2 separate regions of the Homo sapiens genome follow, and region 1 is linked to region 2. Evidence: chromatin contacts called from ENCODE Hi-C data. All regions are on one chromosome and are shown on one strand. The core of a region is the stretch at or near the end of the contact, and the rest is flanking DNA. Distances in the headings are between cores, read along the strand shown.

Evidence for each region. Hi-C counts contacts between places; a loop is a spot of excess contacts on that map. Pooled maps may share reads with other maps.
Region 1: a map with no recorded cell type shows a loop between it and region 2 (5-fold over the local background). The contact joins the promoter of PFKP here to the promoter of ADARB2 in region 2. A Hi-C loop is called at or near these places in 4 of 37 single-sample maps with no recorded cell type and 2 of 50 pooled maps.

The regions. Positions count from the first base shown.
Region 1 is chr10:3,066,298-3,068,997 of GRCh38, reverse strand. PFKP (phosphofructokinase, platelet) reads right to left here and starts at 1,450. Exons shown (of 22, transcript NM_002627.5): 1 at 1,291-1,450. The coding sequence starts at 1,402. It overlaps LOC124902536 (wiskott-Aldrich syndrome protein family member 1-like), which reads right to left and starts at 2,428. Exons shown (of 1, transcript XM_047426132.1): 1 at 1,650-2,428. The coding sequence starts at 2,295. The coding sequence ends at 1,858. It overlaps PFKP-DT (PFKP divergent transcript), which reads left to right and starts at 2,065. Exons shown (of 4, transcript NR_160681.1): 1 at 2,065-2,245. RefSeq lists silencers at 18-198, 612-791, 1,212-1,611, 1,622-1,721 and an enhancer at 342-411.
Region 2 is chr10:1,736,252-1,738,951 of GRCh38, reverse strand. ADARB2 (adenosine deaminase RNA specific B2 (inactive)) reads left to right here and starts at 1,427. Exons shown (of 10, transcript NM_018702.4): 1 at 1,427-1,901. The coding sequence starts at 1,802. RefSeq lists a silencer at 1,478-1,537 and an enhancer at 1,499-2,095.

The DNA.
Region 1 (2,700 bases), core at 201-2,700, 1.3 Mb before region 2:
CGCGCCCGCCCCGCGCGCTCAAGGGCGAAGGGAAGGTCACCCGCGCAGTGGGCAGGGGGTGCATCCCCGCTCCAACCCTGTGCAGTGCGCGGCCCCGAAACGGGAGGAAATCCGCCATCCGGGCCTTTCCACGCATCTGCGGCAGGAGGAACCGGGAAAACAAAAATCAAAACCCAGCTCGGGGCGCGCCGCGTCTCCAGCCTGCGCGATCGCTAAGGCTCCCAGGTTGCGTTCGCCTGGGAAGCGCCGATCTACCCGCCAGGGATTGCACGGATCGGGACACTCCATCATCCGGGCACCGGCGCCCCCACGTGCACCCGGGGCCTGGGGCGCGCCGAGTCTCCGCCACCTTCCGCTCTTCAATGTTAAATATCCTCCCGGCGCGCCCGCGTCCGTGGGCCCAGCCTCGGGCCCCTCCTAGAGAGCAGCTTCCACATTGCAGGGCAGGGAAGCCCGGAGCCCGCGCCGCGGCGCCGCTGACATCCCGGAGTCCCCGCTTCCTGATCCTTCCCGTCTGCGGAGGCTGGCGGGGAGGGCCTGGGACCCATTTTGGTTTTCGTTTTTGTCACGAGCCGGAAGGCGACAGCACATGCGAGCGCAGGAAACCCTTTTTAAAAATCTCCCAGCGGAAACGCGAGGGGCTGCCGGACCGCCCTGGAGACGCCAGGCGGGAACCCCGCGCACCCCCGCCGCGTCCCGCATTGCAGCAGCCAGGACCCCGCCCACGCCGCGCAGGGCACGAGGCGACAGGAGGCGCGCGGGGACCCAGCCGTTTCTTCCTCGACATTCTAGGGGGTGGCGTGCGGCGGAGTTGGGGGGCGGGGGGGCACTTAGGAAGTGATCGCGCTGTACCCACGCTTCGGAGGGGACGCCCGGCCCCGTCCTACAGCTCAGAGGCAGAACGACCCCCGAGGGCGCTTCAGGCGACTCCCTCTGCCAGGTTCCATTTAAAACAAAACCGAAGGTGGAAAACTCACTGATCTTCCGGATGGAGGTTCCTACCGCCATGTCCCTTCCTCCCCCGCCCCACCGGGCAAGGACCCCGGGGCTGCCTCGCCGGCTCATGCCGCCCCGCAGGTACCCCTGCCGCTTCCGGGCGCGGGCTTCTTCCCGGTTCTCCCCATCGCTTCCCCGCTCTTCTCCCCGGTTCTCCCCATCGCTTCGCCACCTTTCCCCGGGTCCCCCCCATCGCTTCCCCCCTCTTCTCTCCGGTCACCCCATCGCCTTCGCCCGGTTCTCCCCAGCTCCGTCCGTCCGTCCCTCCCTCGCCGCCGGGAGGGGGGCGCGCACCTTGAGCATCCCCGCCGCTGGTCAGCACGCCGATGGCCTTGCCGGCCCCGGAGAGGTGCTCCAGGAACTTCCGCAAGGAGCCCTTGGGGGCCCGGGAGTCGTCCGCGTCCATGGCGAGGAGGCCGAGGGGAGCCGCACGTCCGGGTGCGCAGCAGGCAATGGGGACCCTGCCCGCGCGCGCCTGACTCGGAACCGCCGCCCCGCCCGCGCCCCCGCCCGGCCCCAGCGCCAATGGGCGGTGACGGGCGGGGCCCGAGCGTATGGGAGGGGCTGCGGGGGAGGGGGCGCGGGCGCGGCTAGGGGCAGGGGCCGGGGCTGGGGCGGGTGTGGGCAGGAGCATCTACGCGGGGGTCGTCGTAGGTGGGGGCCGCGCTAGCGGTGCGGGAGGCGGCAGAGGCAGGGGTAGCGCCACAGGTGGGCGGGTCCCTGCTAGTGGGGCCGCATCGCAGGTGCGCGAGCCTCGCGGGTGGGCTGGAGGACTCTGGTTGGGGGCTCTAGAGATGACGGGAGCGCCACAGGTGGGGCAGGGGCAGCGTCCGGAGGAGGGGAGACCGCAGGGGGCCGGGGTCACATCGTTTGCGGGGCGCGCCAGGGCGGGGCGGGATAGAACGCCGGGAGCATCTCCCGGGGGGGCGAGGGAGACCGTGAGTGGGCGCGAGCGCCGGGGCGGGTGGAAACCCCGCAGTTGCGGGGAGCGCCGATGGCGGGGAGGGGTGGAATGGGGGCGCGGAGACCCCACCTGGACGCGGAGGCTCGCGGCAGGCCCGGCCGCTCGGGCCGTTGTGGGGGCCGAGCCCGGCCGCGCGCACAGCTTCTAGTGGCCCGCAAGATTCCTCCTGGGGCGGCGCTGGGAGCCTCGGGGCTCGGCTTCCTCGACCCCCGCCCCCAGGTTTCCTCTGCAGCCTGAGGTCGGGAAGGACGGACGGAGAGTGGATCCTCCAGGTGGTGGGAAAAGGTGAGCGTGGCGGGCTGGGCCATGACGAAGCTGCCATTTCCCGGGCCCATGGGGGCTGTGGTGCTCCTGGGCCCCCAGCCCCGCCCTTGGGGGGAAGAAGCCGTGGGGTGGAGGAAGGTATCGGGGCGCGACCCTCAGAGACGCCCTGGCGGCGCCCCGGCCTGGGCGCTGGAAAGTCAGAGTGGGGCAGGAGGAGGCGCAACAGGACTGGCCTGGCGGGGAGGCGGGGAGGCGGGAGGACCCTCCCTCCCCACGGACACGCGCGCTGCTGTACGCTCTGCCTGACCTCGGCCGGCTCCACTGGCCAGCTCCACGTACTGAAATACTCACATCCAATGCACTGTGCGGTTGCCCATCCACAGCTTAACAGCCTGGTGCCAGTTACCCTGCGATGGGAGAGGGGGCAGCCCCCATAGAAGCACGGGCTTATGGGACCCGGGTTCCTTCAGTGCTCA
Region 2 (2,700 bases), core at 178-2,677:
CTGTCTTTCTGAGGCTTGTCTGCAACATACGCTCATTCCTTCCAAATTATTTGCTGGAAAAAATTTAATAAATAATCATAGAGTAATTAACATGTTCCAGTTCCTGTCTATACTGGTTGATACTGATTCAACGAGTATGAATGAACTTATGAGGTGGGTGACGTTGTTATCCCCAGTTTACAGATGAGGAAACTGAGGCACGGTTTAACTTACCCGAGGTCATAGCAGTAGAGTTAAGATTTGAAATCAAATGTCTTACTCTCTCTCATCAATGAAAACTGAGCTACGATCTATCAGCTCAGCACATAACAACACAGGATCATCCTAATTATTTCCAATGTCCCCCAGAGTGATTCTTTTTTCTTATGATAAAAATTATCTGGAAATTTCTAGGCACATAAGCAGCTGAAAAGGTTGCATGTGAGGCAATGAATAGCAGAAATATTTGTGTGCCATTTTTATATCAACATGTTAATGTGTGCTAATGAATTTTAGAGTGGATTTTTTTAAAAACATGACTATTGTAATTAAAAGCTTATGTGATTTAAATACAAGATGCAATGATGATTACCAGATTCTATTCCTCTTTATATTTTACATAAGACTTCCAGGGTTCCATAAGTATAATCTTGAAACATAGGACATTCCTGGAAAAAAAAATTGCTTAAAACTATTTCAGTGTGCAATCCACCTCTTTGTAAATGTTACTTTCTTCCATCCAAATATTACATTTGGCAACAAAACTCTCCGCTGAGAGCTTTCTCTTCCTTTTGTGTCATTGTTCCCTAAATAAAGCAACACATGAAATTCCTGACGGCAAAAATCAGACTCAGATCCCAAAACCTCTGTCTTTATGCAAGATTTATCTTTTGCATTGGAAACGGCCAAGGAATATGAAGAGGGGAAAGAAGAGGCAAACAGACAAGCATGCAGGCTCTGAGGAATAAATGCCCCTCAGGACGCTGTCTCCTGGGGAATTGCAAACCTCAGTCCGTTTCTGAGGAAGTGCGGTCTCTGCATTTCTGAAAGAGGTATTTCCCCCCCTTGACACAAGGAGCATGGTAATGAATTGACTAGTTAAAAACTGTTGGTTGGAAAAACCCGTCCCTGTGTCTTTCTGAGCAGGGCGAGCTGAGCTGTCCGCGAGGCTGCGGCAGGAGGCCTCGTCCTCCCGGGCAGGGTCCCTCCTGGAGGCTCCCCCGGTCTCTCCCAGACGCACCCGCGCCGCGTCCTTGTTCCCCGGGAGCAGCCTCCCTCCAGCCGCCGGTCCTGGGAGCTTCACCGTCCAAACGGGAGCTGAGTTTGCAAGCGGCCAGGCGGCGGTGCGGCTGGTGCTGCTGCTGATGTCAGAGCCAGAAAGCAGTTGTGATTGGATCTAATTAGACGCTGCTGCAGCAAATAGACAAGCTCCCTGCGTGATTGGCTTCAAAGTGGCTGGTGCCAAACAACTAGCAGAGGCGCAAAAGTAGCCTCCCTGCGCTGGGAGCCCAGAGCAGGAGGCAGAGCCCGCGGGAAGCTCGGAGCACTCAGGACGCCGCGCGCCCTTCCCCGCCCTCCCTGACCAGGGAGCAGCTCGCTCCAGGCGCCCAGCCGAGGCCCCCAGCCCAGTGGGAGCAAGTCATAGAGAACAATTCGAGAGACAGAGAGACGGAGCGCGCTTTCCTGCTCAGTCCTGAAAAGTGAGCCGCTCCCGGGTTTGCAACCTCAAGCTTCGCAGCAGCGGCGGCGGCGGCTGCCGGGAAGGAGGCAGGTGCAGGTGCAGGAGGGAGGCGGCTCTGGGCTCCGCGCCTGGGTCTCGGCCATGGCCTCGGTCCTGGGGAGCGGCAGAGGGTCTGGAGGGCTGAGCAGTCAACTCAAATGCAAGTCCAAGAGGAGGAGGAGGCGGAGGTCCAAGCGGAAAGGTAAGGACCGCGTGGCGCGCCGGCCCCTGCCCCCCTTCACCCCCGGCTTCTCCACCCCGGCCTCTCATGGGGTCTCCGGGCTTGTCCGTTGTGAGCAGCTTCACTTTGGGGTGCTGGCGGGATGGCTGCTCCGTGCAGGGCGCTCGGGAGTTCAGATCCCGTGGAAATGTCTGGGGCCTCCTCTTGCCCAGAGGGGACAGTGAGCAGCCACGCTGCGACATGTTTGAGGGACCCGGACGAAGTGGGGCGAGGGCGGCGAGGAGCTCCCCGGGGACCCCGCGCGTCTCCGGGCCCCGCAGTCCCCAGTGGCCGGCCGGGCTGGCACTGCCTTCCACCCTCCGGAGGCCATCTCGTCTCCCAGTGCCAAAGGAATTACCCAAAAACGGGGGAACGAGCCCTCGCGCCAGCTACTCCCATCCAAACTGTCCCGGAGGAAGGGATAGGCGAAGCCCTGCGATCGCCTCTCCAAATTGGCTGGCAGTTTTTACTCAATGTGGTGCCCGTCGATTTGTAAACATTGGGTCGTAAAGAGAACACAGGGCTCGTCCTTGGAGAAATAAGCAGAAATGAATACAGGAAAACAGAAAGAAGCATCATATTTTGTTAGTGGTAGAAAAAAACCGCAAACCAGGAAAGCAGGAAAAGCAGCCGGCTGACAGCGGCCACTGACAAACTCAGCTGTGCCTTGTTACTGATATTCCTGGGGCTGGGCCGCGCTGAAGTTAGTCAATGCTACAGCAAGGGAGGGCTTTCACACTGGGGATTTTGCAAAATTAGCAATCGCTCCAATATGAGAGCA